2 separate regions of the Homo sapiens genome follow, and region 2 is linked to region 1. A link is a loop called in an ENCODE intact Hi-C map of the cell type or tissue named here. Cell type or tissue: heart left ventricle. All regions are shown on one strand. Links, peaks and the distances in the headings refer to the core of each region. The heading gives the core; the rest is flanking DNA. Region 1 overlaps PACS2 (phosphofurin acidic cluster sorting protein 2). Region 2 holds the start of LOC105370697 (a long non-coding RNA gene).

What was found. A loop is a pair of places that touch in the nucleus more often than their neighbours do. Peaks named below come from ENCODE experiments on the same cell type or tissue, not always from the same donor. Only the 100,000 strongest peaks of a DNase experiment are listed, where the experiment ranks them.
Region 2: a loop joins it to region 1, with 5 times the contacts of the local background. A loop is called at or near these places in 74 of 110 quality-filtered maps.

What each region holds. Positions count from the first base shown.
Region 1 is chr14:105,366,197-105,376,180 of GRCh38, forward strand. It overlaps PACS2 (phosphofurin acidic cluster sorting protein 2), which reads left to right. Exons shown (of 25, transcript NM_001100913.3): 5 at 1,017-1,179; 6 at 1,878-1,951; 7 at 2,263-2,343; 8 at 3,645-3,704. It also overlaps the pseudogene RPS20P33. Among named protein-coding and RNA genes, the nearest start is that of TEX22, 27 kb to the right of the region's middle. RefSeq lists a silencer at 4,724-4,927 and an enhancer at 4,906-4,975. In heart left ventricle, for the core only: a CTCF peak has its summit at 4,796 (motif pointing right); DNase peaks (open chromatin) are centred at 1,545, 2,409, 2,933, 4,815 and 2 weaker places.
Region 2 is chr14:105,528,201-105,538,184 of GRCh38, forward strand. It overlaps TMEM121 (transmembrane protein 121), which reads left to right. Exons shown (of 2, transcript NM_025268.4): 2 at 522-1,998. The coding sequence starts at 635. The coding sequence ends at 1,594. LOC105370697 (a long non-coding RNA gene) reads left to right here and starts at 3,655. Exons shown (of 2, transcript NR_135205.1): 1 at 3,655-4,319; 2 at 4,769-6,118. It also overlaps the pseudogene ATP5MC1P1. RefSeq lists a silencer at 41-250. In heart left ventricle, for the core only: a CTCF peak has its summit at 4,783 (motif pointing left); no DNase peak of the experiment used is centred there; H3K4me3 peaks cover 865 bases; H3K27me3 peaks cover 1,717 bases.

The sequences.
Region 1 (9,984 bases), core at 863-8,862:
ACTTAGCTGGGCGTGCTGGCAGATGCCTGTAATCCCAGGTACTTGGGAAGCTGAGGCAGGAGAATCACTTGAACCCAGGAGGCGGAGGTTGCAGTGAGCCAAGATCGCACCATTGCACACCAGCCTGGGCCACAGAATGAGACTCCGTCTCAAAAAAGTAATAAATAAATAAATCTGGTCTATAAAATCCTAACATCTGGATGTGAACCGATAGCCCCAAAAGGCGGCTTCTAGAGCACAGCTGGCCCCAAGGCTGTGAGTGTCTGAGAGTTGTCGTCATGGCGTGTGGTTCTGAGGCTGGCGTGGGGCACGGCGGGGCTGTGCCTGGGTACAGGTCGTGGCTGCAGGAGGGGCCGGGGCTTGTTCTGCAGCTCCGTGGTTTGAGTGCCTCACAACAGAGGAGCTGGACCTGGCCTGTGAGCCAGGCCTGGTGGGTGTCTCCTGCTGCTGGAGATTCCGGCCTGGCTGAGAGTGCTGGGCTCCTCCTTGGTCCCCCACAGACACTGGTCCCTGGGCATTGGCTCCTGTGGGTTGGGCAGCCGGCTTCACACACTGCTTTGCTGCTGCTGAGCTCTTGGGTGGGTGGAGGGTGGAGGCAGGGTTGGAGCAGGGGGCCAGGATCTTCCTGGGTGGCACTGCATGGACAGCAGTCGTGCCTGAGATCAGGAGGGCCGCGGACACCCCTGTCTGTCCATCTCAGTCCCTCGTGACTGTGCCTGGCACTGGCCTCTCCAGCACAGCCCAGTGCCCTCTGCTTATGGCCCGTTCGTGAAAGCTCCCACGTGTTCCTCTCGTCTGTCCGCCTGGCTCCTGTGTCCTCCTCTCGTATCTGTCCCCTCTCCCCAGTGGCCACGTTTCCTGTCCACTGGATGCTCCCTGCCCTGTGGCTGCCCTGCTGAGGGTCCCCCTTGCTGTCACTGAGAGAGAAAGCCCTTCAGAAACCCCAGCCCACACATCAGGGCACCGGGGCTCCTTCCCGTCGTGCTGCTTTCTAGAACCGTGCCCCTGGCCTGCAGGTGATGCAACACCCGTCTGAAGGTGGCCAGGTGCTGAGCCTCTGCAGCAGCATCAAGGAGGCCCCCGTCAAGGCGGCCGAGATCTGGATCGCCTCCCTGTCCAGCCAGCCCATTGACCACGAAGACAGCACCATGCAGGCCGGCCCCAAGGCCAAGTCCACGGGTGAGTGTGGTGCCAGCCCGCTCCTGCCCCTGCTGTGGGGAGGCCCTGCCTTCCAGCCATGGCACATCGGGTGGCAGAAACTGTCCAGCCTGGCTTAAGGAGTTGGGGGTCCGGAGCACGTGTCAGTTGCTCTCCTGTCTGGAAGCCACAGCAGAGGTGCGCGCTGTTGTAGGGTCCGGGCTGCCACAGGTCCCTGTTCTGCCCCCGTGGCTGCAGCTCCTTGGTCAAGAGGCCTGAGTCCTGAGTGTCCTCAAAAAGGAGGTGTGGGGTCGCACTGTGATGCCCTTGCTGGTCTGGGTGCAGGGCCCGCCATGGGCAGGTGCCACAGCTGCCGCCACCCCAGTGGGGTCACCAGGGCCTCCCCTACTCCTCAGGCGGGGGAGACCCAGTCGGTGCAAATCCAGGCTGAAATGCCAGCTGGCAGGAGGGGCCGTGGAGGCCGGAGCAGTTCATGTGGCCCCCTTTGCCCTCCCTGCCCCTCCCCACTTCCTGCCAACCCCGACCTGGACCGTTGCCAGTGGACTTGGGGGACTCGGGGGCTCGGGGCCACGGCACCTGTGTCTGGAGCCCCTCTGTCCTGCATGGATCCACCTCCTCGCTGCCCCCACTCTGTGTCCAGGGAAGCCTGGGGGTGGTCACTGCCTGGTTTCCCGGGTGGAATCTCACGGCACCCTCCCTTCTGTCTGTTCATTCCGCAGATAACTACTCCGAGGAGGAGTATGAGAGCTTCTCCTCCGAGCAGGAGGCCAGTGACGACGCCGTGCAGGGGCAGGTGACCTGGGGCCGGGGCTCCGCGCCCTCTCCTGGCTCACACCGGGTGTCCTGGGGTCTGTGGGGTCCTCACCAGCTGTCACCAGGGCCTCGTGAGGGTGGGTGAGCCACGGGCCTGGCCCCTGGTTGGCCGCCCATCTCTCGTCTCCCGACCCCAGGGGCCCGAGTTTATGCTCAGGTGGCTCTGAGAGTCTTGGGACACAGGTGGGCTCTCAGTGCCGGGCCTCTCCCATCGCCCACGCTGAGGCTGGCAGGGTCCTGCCAGCACTATGCAGGCTGCCGTGGCCTCAGCCACTGCATATGTCTCTGCAGGACTTGGACGAGGACGACTTTGACGTGGGGAAGCCGAAGAAGCAGCGGAGATCGATTGTAAGAACGACGTCCATGACCAGGGTTGGTGGAGACTGCTTCTATGAATGCTGGGGAAGGCGAGGGTCGGGGAGGACGCTGGGAGCCTGGGCGTGGGGGGGACACGGGCGTGGGAAGTGAGATCTCACCCCAGGTCACAGCAGCATGTCCCGTGGCAGACCCCCTGATTGCCAGTCTCCTGCCGGGTGCCACTGTCTCCCCTGCCTCGCCACATCTCCTGGCTTTAGCCTTGTGTGGCCGCTAGGCTCAGTGGGCCCTGAGCAAGGCTGGGAGGCTGCCTCGCTGCCAGGCTCACTCCATGTGCAGAAACTCCGGGAGGCCATCCTCCCTTTTGTCCCGTCAGGTGCCCACATACACCTGAGTGGGCTGGTTCCCCCATTTTTGTTTGGGATCTGGCCTACCTACCTCCACGGTCCCCAGGAGCTTGGCAGGGCTGTTCAGCATTTTTTCCCTGAGGAAAGCTCAGGCAGCTCTTTCCTCAGAGGCCGTGTCCGGCACTGGCACAGAGGGTCCACCGCCTGGCGCCTGGACACCCCAAGGACAGGCACGGTTCCAGGGAGGCCAGCGCAGGTGGGCGGGGAGCTCTGTGCCTGGTGCTGACAAGGGACATGGGCACAGCCCAGCCCGGACACCGCCGCCTCCTCTGGCAGCATTCAAGGGGGCGCTGTGGGCAGACGGTGCCAGGGACGGGCAAGCTGCTCCCAAAGTGGTGAAGCTGTGTCTTGCTGGCCTGGAGAGCAGCCCCCGCTGTGCAGAACACCAGCTTGAGCCTCCATTCCAGGGCCCCCTTGGGCCCAACTGTTGTGAAGGGAGGGCGTGGGCTGCCTTTGTAGGGTTGGTCCCCGAGAGGGTGGCTGAGGGTCCCGCTCACCCAGTGGCTGGAGCCGAGGTTCTGCAGTCCAGGGTGGCACGAGGCACCCACGGGGCTCAGGCTCTTGGAGCACGCCCCACCCCACACTCGCCCACCTGCCCACCCCACGTGGGTGCCCAGCACCTTCCTTCTGGGGTCGGCCAGGGCCTTTCCTGGGAGGGGGTGCTGAGGGAAGGGCCCCGTGAGCCTGGGAAGGGCTGCAGAGGCTTCTGGAAGAACCATGGAGTCCGCACACGCCTCCCCGGGTCCCCCTTGGCCAGGAATGGAACTGTCAGACCTCAGGCCTGTTGGGAAGCCTCTGGGAGCCACGAGCGAATCCATCAGCGTGGCTGGTGCTGAGGCCTTGCTGCTCTCCCACGGCGGGCCTGGGTGCGGCCTGGGCCTGAGGAAGGGGCTCCAGCGGCGGGTCTGCAGCTCTGGCGGCGGCTCTGACTCTGCACCGCCTGTCTTGCAGCAACAGAACTTCAAGCAGAAAGTGGTAGCGCTGCTGCGGAGGTTCAAAGTGTCCGACGAGGTGAGTGCGCCGCGCCTTCTGCTCGCGGCCCCCACGCCTGCAACAGCACCTGGTCGGGAGGAGGCCTCTGGGGTCTGTCTCCGGGCCACCTCTGGTTCTGCCGCTCACCGTCTGCACGGCCCCGCCAGCATCGCACAGTCTGCGAGGCGCAGTGACAGTGGCACTGCCTCCCGGGCTCCAGGTCACCCGCTGGGTCTCTGCTGAAGTAGAAGTCGTGAATACCCTGGAAGTCGGAAAGTCATTTTCAGGGGGATGTAACCATTAGTTTGTGTGTTTTTTTTTTTATAAATAGACTTTAGTTTTTAGAGCAGTTTTAGGTTTACAGCAAAATTGAGCAGAAAGTTCAGAGTTCCCATGGACCCCTCCCCACCTGACAGCCCCCCACTATTGACATGGGCCCCCCCTCCCCACCTGACAGCCCCCCACTACTGACATTCCATGGATTTTTAATGTTCATCTTTTAGCTTTTCTCTAATCTCTGAATTTTCTACAATGAGCTTGTATAATTTTCATACCGAAAAGAAAAACATGGCTGGGCTCAGTGGCTCATGCCTGTAATCCCAGCACTTTGGGAGGCCAAGGCAGGCAGATCACTTGGGCCCAGGAGTTTGAGACCAGCCTGGGCAACATAGTGAAACCCCATCTCTACAATAAAATACAAAAATTAGCTGTGGGTGGTGGTGTGCACCTGTAGTCCCAGCTACTTGGGAGGAAACCTAGTAGGCCAAGGCTGCAGTGAGTGGAGATTGAGCCACTGCACTTCAGCCTGGGCAACAGAGCGAGACCCTGTCTCAAAAGAAAAAACTTCAAATCTCGGCTCACTGCAACCTCTGCCTCCCAGGTTCAACAGGGTTTCACCCTGTTGGCCAGGCTGGTCTTGAACTCCTGGCCTCAAGTGATCTGCCTGCCTCTGCCTCCCAAAGTGGTGGGATTACAGGCGTGAGCCACCGCGCCCAGCCTTTGTTGTTTCTTTAACGTCAGAAGAAAAACGTGCCTGGGTTCAGGACCTGAAGTGGAGAGGTGGCGTTTAAGCGTCTCAGCCTTGAAGCAGGGTTGTCACCCGTCGGCCTGAGAGCACACTGCCTGTAGATGGCGCTGTGTCCTAACATACTCGGGATGCATCCAGCTCAGCCCCTGGGGCACACACTCAGCGAGGCTGTCAGGTCCATGTGCCGAAACAGGTGCTTTGTGGCCCGGTGGGGCAGGCAGCATTTCTGGGAACAGCGTAACATCACCAACTGGCCGCAGAGGAAGGGCAGCTCCGCCACTGGGATGGTCATCGGGCCCCTGTGTCTTTTGGTTTGCATCTTGGATTGGAACATTCCCAAGTGCAGCTGAAGATGGGACTTAGCCAAGTCGGCTCCCTGGCCTGGGGCTTCCTTGAGCCCTGCTGAGCGCCTGTGGGTTCAGGGGTGGGTGTTCTTGGTTGAATCTTGACCGTGGGGTTCTGCACTCACCTGGGCAACTGAACTGAGTCCCAGAATGCATTTCACTTACACAGATTATGGTTCTGAGACTCACAACCCAAACTGTGAAAAGATGGGCCAACGTCACAGACGCTGTTCAGGGAGAGGACATCGTTTTCATAGGGATAATTGCACAGCGTTGTGTGAAATTCATGCAGGTCAACACAGTACTTTAATGGAGTGATGGGATCTCTTTCCGTATTTTCCACCCATCACTCCCTTTCCTGAAAAGACCAGACCATCTCCGCCACAGCTCTGAACCTGTGTCTTGGCCACTAGGAGTGCCACACCTGGCACTGCCCCCTGCCCAGGACTTCACAGCAACCCTCAGGGGGCAGGAGATGCACAGTGAGACGAGGTCACCGCCTGGATTACAGCCATCTGAGATTGTTCATGCTGCTATAACAAAATACTTTAGACTGGGAAATTAATAAACAACCAAAGTGTATTTCTCGCAGTTCCGGAGGCTGTGAGTCCAAGATCAAGGTGCCAGTAGACTCGGTGTCTTGAGGGCCCGTTTCCCATAGAGGGCACCTTCTGTGTGTTGTGTGGTGAGAGGGCCTGACAAGCTCCCTCAAGCCTCCCTCATCAGGGCCCTGAGCCTATTCAGCGGGCAGAGCTCTCGGGCCCTAACCACCTGTTAGAGGCCCCACTTCCTAATTCTAGCACCTTGGTGGTCAGGTTTCAGTGTAGGAATTTTGGGGGTACAAACGTTCACAGCCCCCAGGCTGACCACAGAGCACTGGCATCCAGGCTGCCCTGTGCCCAGGTGCCACACAGTGGGTCTGGTGAGGAGGAGAGCAGGGCTCTGCTTGGGACCCATCCTGTGAGGAGGAACCAGAGTGAAGTCTGTTCCTTACAGCCCTCAGCTTCAGCTCACAGCGAAAGCGTCCGCTGAGGGCTGCCTTCTGAATTTTTCATTGTAAAAGGTGGCACACCTGGATAGTCAGTTGATTTTCAACAAGGGTGCCAAGTTCATTGGAGAAAATATCTTTTCGCAAAAAAACTGAGGCTTGACAATGCACACCATGTGCAGAATTCAGCTTGACTGGATCATATTCCTAAATGTAAAAGCCTAAAATTTAAATTACCTAGATTCTAAGCCTTAAAAAATATGAACTTAAATCCTGCACTAATGCCACTGAACTGTACACCTAAAAATAGATAAAATGGTAAATATTATGTTTTATATATTTTTAACACAATAAAAAAAGTAGAAATTTGCTTTCTGAAAGGTACTGTTAAAAGAATGAAAAGATGGCCAGGTGCGGTGGCTCACGCCTGTAATCCCAGCACTTTGGGAGGCCGAGGCAGTACGAGGTCAGGAGATCGAGACCATCCTGGCTAACATGGTGAAACCCCATCTCTACTAAAAATACAAAAAAATTAGCTGGGCGTGGTGGCAGGCGACTGTAGTCCCAGCTACTTGGGAGGCAGAGGCAGGAGAATGATGTGAAACCAGGAGGCAGAGCTTGCAGTAAGCCAAGATGGGGCCACTGCACTCCAGCCTGGGTGACAGAGCGAGACTCCGTCTCAAAAAAAAAAGAAAAAAGCCACAGGTTGACAGAAAATATTTGCAAATAACATACCTGGTAAAGATTTGTATCCAATAGATATATTAAAAACTTTCAAAACCCAATAAGAAAAGCAACCTGATTTTTAAAATGAGTAAGACTCATACAGTGAAACTATGAAACATTTTTTAAAGAAAGAAGATATAAATAAGTGGAAAGATGTCATATGTTCATGAATTGGAAAACTTAGTCTTGTTAAGGTGGCAATAATCCCTAAATTGATGTACAAATTCAACAAATTCAAGTGCGTATCAGATTCCCAGCTGTGTTTTTGTAGAAATTGACCAGCTAAAATTTATGTGTAAATGCCAGAGACTCAGGGCAGACAGAACAGTCTTGAAGAAAGAAGACTTATACTTCCCAATTTCAAAATGTACTACAAAACCACAGTAGTAATCCTGACCATGTGGGGCTGGCCCAGGGACAGGCATGGAGATCAGTGGAATGGAGGTGATAGTCCAGAAGTGAACCCTTCCATTTATGGGCAAGTGATGGTCAACAAAGATGTCAAGATATCCATGGGGGAAGAATAGTCTTCAACAAAGGTGCTAGGACCACTGGATATCCACATGCAAAAGAAGGAATTACAGCCAGCTGTGGTGGCACATGCCTGTAACCCCAGCACTCTGGGAGGCTGAGGCAGGCAGATTGCATAAGTCCACATAGTGAAATCGCATCTCTACTAAAAATACAAAAAATTGGCCGGGCATGGTGGTATGCACCTGTAATCCCAGCTACTCGGAAGGCTGAGGTGGGAGAATCACCTGAGCCCAGGAGGTGGAAGCTGCAGTGAGCTGAGATCATGCCATTGCACTCCACCTGGGCAACCAGAGTGAGACCCTGTCTCAAAAAAAAAAAAGGAATTTGGACCCCTACCTCACACCATATTCAAGAATTAACTAAATGGATCAGCTGGGTGCGGTGGCTCACGCCTGTAATCCCAGCACTTTGGGATTAGTGGCCGAGGCTTGAGGCTCAAGTGACCCGGATCACTTGAGGTCAGGAGATCGAAACCAGCCTGGCTAACATAGTGAAATCCCGTCTCTACTAAAAATACAAAAACAATTAGCCAGGCATCGTGGCGGGTGCCTGTAGTCCCTGCTACCTGGGAGGCTGAAGTGGAAGAAACACTTGAACCTGGGAGGCAGAGGTTGCAGTGAGCCAACATTGCATCATTGCACTCCAGCCTGGGCGACACAGCGAGACTCTGTCTCAAAAAAAAAAAAAAAAACTTGAAATGGATCAAATATCTCCATCTGTGAGCTAAGATTATAAAGCTCTTAGAAGAAAATGGGCCAATCTTATGACCTTGGGTTAGGCAGGGGTTTCTTAGATGTGACATCAAAAGCATAAGCAACAAAAGGTAAGTTTTTCTGGACCACAGCAACATTTTACAGTTTTGTGCACCAAATAGTGCCATCAAGAAAACCGAACAGTAGAACAGAAGAATGTTTTTTGCAAATCATATATGTGATAAGGGGCTTGAATCCAGAACACATAAAGAATGCTTATAACTGAAAAATAAAGACACAGACAGTCTAGTTAAAAGCTGAACTGTCCATTGCTTTGAGAACGATGCAGCCTCAGGTGCCACGGAGCTGGGGCCCGCCCACTCCTGCCCTGACTCGCTGCTGTCCACTTGTACTGAGAAGTCGACCAGGAAGCCGCCTCGTGGCCACGGCTTTTAAAGACACCGGGAGGACACCTCTGGAGCCCGTGGAGTGATTCCTTGAATTAGAATTACCCTGACCAGCTGCAATGTAAAATCCCTGGAGGTGTGTGCTGGCTTATGAGGGGCACGGAGAAAAACAATCTCAAAGTGAAAGAACCAGTTCTGATGCCTGCCAAGTCTTTGAGAATCACTAAGAGAAACACACCTTGTGGTGAAGGTTCTCAGACACAGGATCACTTCCAGACGAGAATCCATAAGCAGCTCGTGGACCTGCCTGGTCCATCCTGGATTGTGAGGCTGATTGCTCTGTTGGAATTGAGCTGCGAGCCGCGGTTGACATCACCATTGCAGATGCTTAAGCCAAGTGTTTTAATAAAGTGATTATCACTTGTCAGAACCAGGCACAGTGGCTCACACCTGTAATCCCAGCACTTTGGGGGCTGACGTGGGAGGATCACTTGAGCCCAGGAGGTCGAGGCTGCAGTGAACTATGATTGTGCCACTGCGCTCTACCCTGGGCAACAAAGCAAGACCCTTTCTCAAAGACAAAGAACAGTGAATTGTCCAATTAAAAAATGGGCAGGGGGCTGGGTGTGGTCGCTCACACCTGTAATCCCAGAACTTTGGGAGGCCGAGGCGGGTGGATTACAAGGTCAAGAGATCAAGACCATCCTGGCTAACACGGTGAAACCCCATCTCTACTAAAAATACAAAAAGTAGCCGGGCGTGGTGATGGGCGCCTGTAGTCCCAGCTACTCAGGAGGCTGAGGCCGGAGAATGGCGTGAACCCGGGAGGCGGAGCTTGCAGTGAGCCGAGATCGTGCCACTGCACTCCAGCCTGGGCAACAGACAGTGCGAGACTCCATCTCAAAAAAAAAAAAAAAAAAAAAATAGGGATCTTTCTAAATAGATTTCTTCAAAGACACACAAGTAGCCAATAAGTACACGATCATCATGATCATTATCACTGGTCATTAGGGAAATGTAAACCAAACCACAATGAGACACTACTTGATCCCCACTAGGATGGCTGGAACAAATGAAATGCAACAGGGTGAGGTGTAACAGCAGGAACCCACACCCTGCTGGGGGAATGTAAGGTGGTGTGGCAGCCACAGGAAGCAGTTGCCAGACACCCAGCACCCCTGTTCTTCAGTGTTGACTTCAGGGAGGTGAACACACACATGCATGGACCCACTCAGACGTTCACAGCAGCTTCATCTGTGATGGTCATAATGCCCGTCAGCTGGTGATCTGTTAGACTGGGGTCCACCCACTCAGTGGCGCACTGCAGAACCATCAGAGGAAGTGAATAAAGGAAAGAGGTTTAGTTGACTCACAGTTCAGCATGGCTGGGGAGGCCTCAGGAAGCTGCCAATCATGGCAGAAGGGGAAGCAGGCACCTTCTTTATGGGGCAGCAGGTCGGAGTGGGTGCCTGCAGGGGAAATACAAGATGCTTATAAAACCATCAGATCTCTTAAGATGTGCTCATTATCATGAGAACAGCGTGGAGGAAACCACCCCCAGGATCCAGTTACCTCCACTTGTCCTGCCCTTGGCACGTGGG
Region 2 (9,984 bases), core at 1,201-9,200, 160 kb after region 1:
TGCATCGGGACCTGGGTGGCTCTCGGTCCGGGATCAGAAAGCCTGGGAGGGCCGAGGCCTCCTTGGGTACTCCAAGAGCGGAGGGGCAGGCCCGCCTCCCTGCCCAGTGCGGCGGCGGGGAGAGGGTATTCCCGGAACTCCGCGGAAACGGCCTGAGGCCAGCAGCGCGGGCGTGGGGTCCGGGCCGCCGGAGCCAGGAGGGAGGGCGGCGCGGGCCCAGCAGTGACAAACCCCCCCGGGCTCCGGGAACGAGCTCGGCGGGCAGAAAACGCGTCCGTTCCGTTTCCTTCCTGGCGGCGGGAACGAGGCCCGGGTGCTCTGGCGAGGCAGCAGCGCCCTCTGGAGGCCTCGCTGTGGTTCGCGGCCGCCGGTTCGCGCATGGGCGCAGGCGTGCGCGATGCCTCGGGGCCCCGGCGCGGAGACCGCGCCTGGTGGGAAGCACGCGGGGTGCGGGGGGCGGGGGGTGTTGGGGGAGGCCGCTCCAGCCCGCACCCTGATCTTGTCTCCTCCGGTCTCCCCAGGTTTCGAGCTCGCCGGGCCGTGTCGCGCCATGCCCGCTGGCTGAGCGCCGCAGGGCCTCGTCCCGCCAGGCGTGGGGGCCGCGCGCGCCCAGGCCGGGGCCCGGCGGCCGACCATGGTGCTGCCGCCCCCGGACCGGCGCCACGTGTGCCTGACCACGCTGGTGATCATGGGCAGCATGGCCGTCATGGACGCGTACCTGGTGGAGCAGAACCAGGGCCCGCGCAAGATCGGCGTGTGCATCATCGTGCTGGTGGGCGACGTGTGCTTCCTGCTGGTGCTGCGCTACGTGGCCGTGTGGGTGGGCGCCGAGGTGCGCACGGCCAAGCGCGGCTACGCCATGATCCTGTGGTTCCTTTACATCTTCGTGCTGGAGATCAAGCTCTACTTCATCTTCCAGAACTACAAGGCGGCGCGGCGCGGCGCGGCGGACCCCGTGGCGCGCAAGGCGCTGACGCTGCTGCTGTCTGTGTGTGTGCCCGGCCTGTTCCTGCTGCTCGTGGCGCTGGACCGCATGGAGTACGTGCGCACCTTCCGCAAGCGCGAGGACCTGCGCGGCCGCCTGTTTTGGGTGGCGCTGGACCTGCTGGACCTGCTGGACATGCAGGCCAGCCTGTGGGAGCCGCCGCGCTCCGGGCTGCCGCTGTGGGCCGAGGGCCTCACCTTCTTCTACTGCTACATGCTGCTGCTGGTGCTGCCGTGCGTGGCGCTCAGCGAGGTCAGCATGCAGGGCGAGCACATAGCGCCGCAGAAGATGATGCTGTACCCGGTGCTCAGCCTCGCCACCGTCAATGTGGTGGCCGTGCTGGCGCGCGCCGCCAACATGGCGCTGTTCCGGGACAGCCGTGTCTCGGCCATCTTCGTCGGCAAAAACGTGGTGGCGCTCGCCACCAAGGCCTGCACCTTCCTGGAGTACCGCCGCCAGGTGCGCGACTTCCCGCCGCCTGCGCTATCACTGGAGCTGCAGCCGCCACCCCCGCAGCGCAACTCGGTGCCGCCGCCGCCGCCGCCGCTGCACGGCCCGCCTGGGCGCCCCCACATGTCCTCGCCCACGCGTGACCCCCTGGACACGTGACAGGGCCCGCGCGGCCCCCGACACGCCCCTGGGGCGCAGAGACACCGGGTTGGCTTGGGGCGCGCGGTTTGCATGGGATGGGGTGGGGGCGGGCTCCCCTAGGGACAGGTGCCTCGAGTGCCCGTGCCTGGGGTCCCGCGGCCGCTTCTTCATCTCAGGAATCTCTCGGACCGCGGATCCTCAGCCCCCGCTCCACCAGCCCGCCCCAGCGCGTGGGTCTGTTTGGGAGGCCTGGGCCGGAGCAGAGCAGAGGTGATCCGGCCCCTGCCTGCTGGGCCGCCCGGGTTGGAAGGGAGGGCAGTGTGGGCGGAGATCTGCTCCTTCGGTGGGGGCCTCTGGCTCAGATTTGGGGCCAAGGAGGCCTCTGTCATTTTAAAGACTCGTGTTTACAGTTTTGTATCCAAGGCCGCACTGCTTTGCCTGTTCCTGTGTCCCTGTGTTTACCAGCCAGGCTGGGAGGCGGGGAGCCAGGAGGGGTGTGTGGAGGGCGGGGGAGATGGTGGCGTCCAAGTGCCGGATGCTGGTGAGGCTGGGCCGCTCCACTTCCTCCGGGGCTCTCAGGAGCTCCTGGGGGCCACTGCCGCTCTGTCCCAGGGACAGCTCCTCCACTCCAGCTTCGGTGTTCCCAATTATCTTCCTGGGATACCTTGACCCCCATCTTCCCCCAGCACCGTAGGTGTCCTGGCCCCTGCTCCCCTCAACCTCAGGCATGACAGTGTCTCCCACATCCCTGGTTTCCTTCTCCCCCACCGTGGAACCTACCTTCCCTGTGGGCTCCTCCAGCCCAGGACAGCCACAGCCAGATGGAATCAGGGTGTTCCCAAGTTGATGTGGCAGCCCCAGGTCGCAGCCCCAGGAGCAGCACGGAGCCTGGCCCCACCTTACCATCCTGGCCTTGCCCCAGCACGGGAGCTGGCAGCCCCTGGCACAGGCAGCACCCGCCCTGAAGCCCATCTGCAAGGGGTCTCTCACCTGCCTTCCACCTGGGACCCTGTACCTGTGATGTGGCCCTGGGTATCCACCTGGCCTGGGAAGGTCCGTAGCATCTGGGGAGGGGCCCTTTATGAGGCTGCTAAAAGAATTGTTTGAGGATGCCCGCTCCATGAGCGGGTGATGGTCACACACATCTCATGTGGCACAGTTCACTGCCTGGGCCTTCGCTTCCCGCATTTCCACGGCCCAAAGGTGGCAAGGTTTAGCCAGCCAGGGCTAAAACCATCGAGGGGAGTGGAGCTGGCTGCTCAAGTGGGGTCCTCCCCAAGTGCATTTCCCAACAACTGCAGCAGTTAAGGGCGTGGCTGGTGGCAGCCCCAGCCGCACCCCGACCCCACACAGTCCTCATACCCCAGCTCCAGGCCACCTGGGGTCTGGCCTTTGAAAGTCGCCTGCCTTCCAGGCAGCTGGCCTCGGGACCACTGTCCTCAGGGTCCCGGGCAGGGGGACTACCTCGCTGTCCAGGTCAGACGTGGCCGGCGCTCTGCCCACCTCTAAAACCGTGCCTTGGCCCCGGCCTCCGATCATATCCCCAGCAGCCCCTCCAAGCGCCGAGCGCCGTGGGTGGGCACGGGGCGCTGGCCTGGGTAGGAGGTCAGAGGCGCCCTGCTCTGGGCTGTGCCCAGGCCACTAATGATCGTGTTGGGAAGTGGAAGGTCTGCAGGATCAAGGGGGCTGGGGGGCCGGGGAGGGGCGGTGATGAGCAGCCGTGGAAAGGCCCCAGGCCTGGCATGGAGAGAGAAGAGGGGCTGTGGGAGTTGCGTGGGCCAGTGGGAGGACCTGGGCCTTCTTGGGAGGGAGTGGTCTGGAGTGGGGGGTAGTGGGTGAGGGGCGAGCTTCATTCTGCCTGTCTGGGCTGGAGCCTGTTTCCTCCCCTGGCTGAAGCCAGTGCCGGCCCCATCCTGCCTTAAGGGTCTCCTGGGTGAAGACGAGCCCACAATCATCTTGGCTCTGGCACCTGCAGCAAATCCCATGGGAACAGACAGGCAGCGTGGCCATGGGTGAATGGAGCTGAGGGGCTCTGGGCTCCTGACATCCTGCTCTGACCCTTCCTGAAAGCCCATGGTCTCTTCCATGCTGGCTGCAGTCTGGGAGGCGTTGGGCCCAGCTTGGCCTGTGAAAGCTGAAAGCCCACACCCCCTAGTCAGAGGCTGGTTTAGCTACTCCCCTAGTTTAGCTACTCTTGGGGCAGTGAAGGCCCTGGGGCTCGAAGACCTCCCCAGGCAACCTTACCCTGCACACACCCCACTCCTCCTGGCCTGTTCAGGGGTGGTCCCTGGTCTCCGTGCTCCTTGGCACAGGCCAGTGCCCTCTACCTCTGCCACCACATCCCTGGCAGTGGAGGTCCAAGTCCTGGCTGTCCCCCCTCTCACCAGTGGGGCCAGGGATCCTGGCTCTACCCGCTATGACTTGGTTCAATGGCCCATCGCCTCTGCAACTGACTCTGAGGGCATTGGAGCAGACATCAAGCCCCACCCTGCCCAGGCCCATGCCTGGCACCTGGTTTCCACGACGAGGCGCAGCTGTGGCTCCGACTGTGGCAGGGCTGGGAAGCAGGGGGCCTTTGTCAGGCTCACGGCCTGAGGTTTCTGGCCTCTGTGATCTCCCCTGGGAACAGGACGGGGACCGGGCCGCACTCCAGCCTGCCCTTCGTGAGTTTCCTGAGGTGTCCTGCAATGGCCAGATTCGACGGAGAAGCCAGTCAGCTCCCTTGTCCCCTCACTGATTCCTGGTGAGTACGTGAGTCCTGATGCGTGTCCACTACCCGCTGGCCCTGTGCTGGGGCCTGGTGCCCAACCCAGGCAGAGACGTCTGGGGACAGCCACACTTTGGGGAGTTAGGGCCTGGGAGGAGCAGGGAGGCCTCCTCAGATGGGCTTGGGTTGGACTTGGGAGCTGGCCTCGAGGGAGGCCCGCAGGTGCAGCAGCCTGGAGGCAGAGAGCTGGGTGTGTCAGTGCCTGAGAGGGCCGTGGTGGGCAGCTCACCAGCAAAGGGAGCAGAAAGGGCCCGGGGGAGAAGTGGGCAGCTCAGAGGGAAGAGGCGGGGCTGGGATGCTGAGCAGGGTGTGGACGGAGATGCAGCTGGGTGCACCAGTGTGGTTTGGCTGGGAAGGGAGGCGTGTGTGTGGGGGAGAGAAATTGGGCAGTGGAGGTCCTGTCCTGAGAAAGGGGCTGTCTGCAGGCACTCTGCTCCCTCTCGTGGCCTAGTCTGCCTCTACACCAGCAGAGACCTCCCTGCCCTGCGGCCACCAGGAATCCATGCAGCGTGCATGCCCCACCATAGCTCCACCGCCACCAGGAATTCAGGTGCTGCTGAAGCTGCATCAAGAAAGCCCCAGCCCAGTCGCCTCCCCTAGATGAATGAGAGTGAGCTCTTTTCTAATTGTGAAGGACATGGCAGATTGTAGCTGTGAAGACACTGTCAGGTCACTCTGTGGAAGTTTGAGGTGAGCCCTTCCAGGGTCACCTGGCCATGGAGGACCCAGGCTCAGCCCATCTTTCTTCACCATCTGGGGGGGTTGGTGATGGAGCCACAACAGCAGCGAGCATCACATTGTCTCAAAATGTCATCCGCGTGAGGGAAGGAGGGACGGCTCCTCCTTGGGTGCCTCCCTCTCCTTGGGAGGAAAACCCTTCTCAGAAGCCCCCAGAATGTGTCTGCTGAGGTCCTGTGGTCCAGAGCTTGTTCCAGGACAATGTGTACACTTCCGCTGGCAGGGGACATGGGTGTCATGACTGGCTGCCTGCCCACAGGTGAGCCCGTGGTATCATGGATGCCCCAGAAGACACGAGACTCGTGGGTCTGAGACAAAGGGCCCTGTTTCTCAGCATGAGCTTCAGCTGTGGCTCCTCTTGCCTACAATCCCGTGGGGGCGACGGGAGTGCCTGGCGATGCAGCACACACAGCTGGCAGGAGCCCACCCTCCCTCTGCCATTACCCAGGAGGCCGCAGTGTGACATCAAAAATACTCTGCAACTTGGCCCAGGTTCACATTCTGCAAAAGCTGTGAGCTTGCAAATTGCCTTTGATCCTATAAGAGCCATCATGGTGATCAATTTCTTTCTACACAACGCCAGCACATATTTAACCCCCCACACGGAGCAACGTCCAGTTTAACCCGCACAGCAGCAACCCAGCCTCCAGCTCTGTCTCACCAAGCACGTGTCAACAATTCTCTTCCTAGGTGATTCCAGCAGCACAGCCTGGCAGCTCCTGAGCCCTTGGGAAGTTCTGCAGCTCGGCTTACCCAGGGCTGCCCTGGCCAAAGCCCCAGCCACTCTCCTTTACTGCAGAGAGCGGGACCGTGTCCCCCTTCATCCCCCTAGAACGGTAGGGCTGGGAGCTGCGTCAGACCTGCCTCCACGTGCCTGTGGGAAGAGACGTCGGAGTCTGATCGCAGACACAAGAAGATCAGTCACCCAAAAAGATAAAATATACTCGAACTTCCGACCCTTCATCTTCCTTTCAGAACACACTCACATTTTCTATAGGAAAACAGCCTCATAATAATAAAAACTCAATTTAGCGAAAGTGAACTCACTTATCTTAAGCAATAAGAAAGCCAAACATTATTGGATTCGTTTTATGCAGTAAAATAACGGAGATGCACTAAGTGGCAACCCCCGAGGGAAAAGCCATCAGAGTCACTGCCAGCGCAGAATGGTGGCAGAGGCTGCAAAGCCACATTCCCACCCTGGCTGAAACATGGGTGGCTTCATTTGTTGCAAAAACAAGGTAACTGCCATTTAACCAGGGAAAGATGAAGGGAAAAAACACCCCCCAATCAGAGGCTGTCAGGGAGGGCCTCTGTCCTCGGGGCTTGACCTGCAGGCAGGCCCCAGCAGCAGGGCTAGGGCCGCACTGGGCGTGAGGACCAAGCGTGCAGAGGGTCAAGAGGTGGGTGAGGAGAGGGTAGAAAAGGCAGTGGGCAGGTGGGGGGAACACCAGAGGGAGGCAGACGGGGGCAGGAGGAGGAAGGGGCCTGGGTGCCAGAGGGAGGTCAAGACAGGGGGAGGTGGGCAGGAGTGTTGCCAGACACACGGCAGCCCCCGGCCCATGCCCACCCCCGCCACCCTGCATTGGCACGAGGTCCCAGATTTCCCTGGGACAGTGCCGCCTCTCCTCACTCCGTGGCTGATGTGGAATGGACTCCGTCCTCTGAGGGCTGGGGCAGCTGCCAAGGAAGGGGCGCTAACATCACACTGTCCCCCGAGAAAGGAAACCCATGGTGACCGCTGTGCTTTGAACATTTGCGTCCCCTCCAAAACTTATGTGGAAACATAATCCCCAATGCAACAGGCTGTCCATTTTGTGTGGCTATAATAATACCACAGGCTGGGAACTAATTTACAAAGAAAAGACATTTATTTCTCACAGTTCTGGAGGCTGGAAGTCCAAGATTGAGGTGCCAGCTCTGGCGAGGGCCTTTGTGCTGCATCGGCTCACCGTGGAAGGTGCAGGGGCAGGAAAGGGTGAGAGAGAGAGGGCCCAGCTTGCTGTCGTAACCACCCACAGTGCAGATAGTAAACACGCCCCAAGATAATGGCGTTAACCCCTCCACGAGGGTGGAACCCGCCTGGCCTCATCACCTCTTAACGGCCCCACCTTTTTTTTTTTTTTTTGAGACGGAGTCTCGCTCTGTCACCCAGGCTGGAGTGCAGTGGCGCGATCTTGGCTCACTGGAAGCTCCGCCTCCCAGGTTCACGCATTCTCCTGCCTCAGCCTCCCGAGTAGCTGGGACTACAGGTGCCCGCCACCACGCCCGGCTAATTTTTTTTTTTTTGTATTTTTAATAGAGATGGGGTTTTCACCGTGTTAGCCAGGATGGTCTCGATCTCCTGACCTCGTGATCCACTCGCCTCGGCCTCCCAAAGTGCTGGGATTACAGACATGAGCCACCACGCCTGGCCTGAGATGGAGTCTTGCTCTGTCGCCAGGCTGGAGTGCAGTGGCGCGATCTTGACTCACTGCAATCTCTGCCTCCCGGGTTCAAGCAATTCTCCTGCCTCAGCCTCCCAAGTAGCTGGGATTACAGGCGCCTGCCATCACCTGGCTAATTTTTTGTATTTTTTTTAGTAGAGACAGGGTTTTGCCATGTTGGCCAGGCTGGTCCTGAGCTCCTGACCTCAAGTGATCTGCCCGCCTTGGCCTCCCAAAGTGCTGGGATTACAGGTGTGAGCCACCGCGCCCAGCTCCCCACCTCTTAATATTGCCATAGTGGCAATTACATTTCCATATGAATTTTGGAGGGGACACTCAAGCCATAGCCCAGGCTCGGATGATGGTGGTGTTTGTCAACGTACACATTCATTTCCCTCCTGGGTGAGTCTGGGCAGTGGTCCAGGCTGCCAGGACACAGATCCCTCCTACTCGTGGCCCCTGGGTCCTGGGTGTGGATCTTGCTCTCACAGGTCAGGCTGCACCATCAGGGCTCGGCGGCAGCACAGCCAGGGTGGAGGAGGTTGACGAGGCATGCTTTTGGGGTCTCTTTGGGATGGGGCTCAGGAGCTGGCATGAGGCACCTGCCCACACTCTGCTGCCCAGAACTTAGACATGCCAGTGCCCTGAGCTGCCAGGGAGCCAGGAATAGGGACCTGCCTTTGGGTGCCGCATGCCCAGGTGAGGAAGAAGGGGAGCCCTCCTGTGTTGCTGCACCTTGGTAACTTTACTGGACTTTTCAGTGTTTTCCTCCCAAGCGTTGCCCAAACCTGCATCCTGCCCAGCAGTGAGAGAGCCCAGGGACCACCTCCTCACTCACACCTGCTGCTGGCAAATCCTCTGGACAAAGTGCAATGCTGCAACATTTTACAAAACAGAGTCGCCCTTGATGGTCATAATGGCCGAGAAGGAAAACTCACGACGACGGAAGCCATCGACTGGCGAAATTTGATATGGATGAGCACCGGCCCGTGGTTCAGGTTTTCGTAGTAAAATTTATGTGGGGGAGAATTTTTTTTTGAGAGAAACGTGTGTTTAATGGTAAAAATTAGCATACCCCATCACCAGGAATGGCGTGGAGTAGGGACGGGCAGCAGGGACAGGCAGGTGACCCCTGTGGAGCCTCACGTGGCGAGGATGAGGAAGACGACCACCAAACAGAACAGCCCCATGGCCTCAGACACAGCAAAGCCCAGAATGGCATCGGAGATGAGCTGCTGCTTGAGAAACAGATTCCCGGCATAGCCAACAAGCTGCCAGACACCGTTCCAATGCCAGGCCCGAAGCCAGCCACACCGACAGGGGCTGCCCCAACACCAATCAACGTGGCTGCTGTGTCAACATCCCGGGAGACAGCTCTGGTCTGGAACTCCCACCTGGCCACCTGGTGTGGGGAGCGGCTGTAGGAAGGCTGTTCAGATGAATTTTCTGGGCTGTTCAAGAAGGAGACAGACACAGCCTGATTAGACCCGTGGTACAACAGCGGACCAGAGCTGGAGAGGTGAGTAATGCCCGGGGGTCTGCATTTTCTGTCTGCACTCCCACTGCCCTGCAGCACCTGCGGGCCCACAGCACTCGCCCGGCTGAAGGTGACCTAAGGTGACCGACTCACTTTTACTCATTGCTTATGAAATAAGCTGAATGTGGAGATCATCGGAAACATGTTTCAAAGTGCGTGAGCCTTGAGGAAAGCTTTCTCCCGCCCTCATGAGTATCCGCCCCAGGGGGTGCTTTCCTCGAGAGCTGGTCCGTGTTGCGTTCCCACAGTGAACACTTTCAAGGCTGCTGCGGGAAGTTGCACAGAAACGGCTGGTGGGCCTGGAGGGGATGGTGAGGCGCAGTGGGCCTGTGTACCGGATGCCAAATCCACAGCATGGGAGGCAGGGCCCACTGCAGGAGCCACACAGCAGCTGTGTGCTGCTCTCCCACCTGCAACCTGCACCTGTGGGGTGCACCTGAGTGACCCCGGCCCCCCGGGGTGTCTCTGGGATGCCTCCTAGGAGGAGAGGCTCCACGCCTGGAGGGAGACAGGTATCACACAGGTGCGTGGGGTGGAGTGTGATGCAGGGAGGTTGGGGCAGGGCCACACAGAGAGACCCCACTCAGGCAGGCCTTGGGTCAGGGTAGGCCTCACCAAGTGATATTATGTTGGGACTGGACCGTGGCCAAGGCTGGCCTGCAGGCAGGGGGCACACATATTCCTGGCAGGTGAGGCTGCCCACAAAGCTCACCTGCCTGAGAACCCTACCTGGCTGGGGCATGCGGGAGCCTCTGGACCTTCGCGCCGGCGGAGCCTGCAGTGTCGCCAGATGGCCACAAGGGGGCTCCCGAGCCCGGCTCTGGGTCCCTTTGAGGAGGGAGCCGCGGGACCCGGCTGTGAGACCGGGACCTGCCAGTGGTGCCCCGACCCCCCGACCCCACAGGACCCTGCGCGGCCAAAGGCTGAGGCTGCCCCAGCC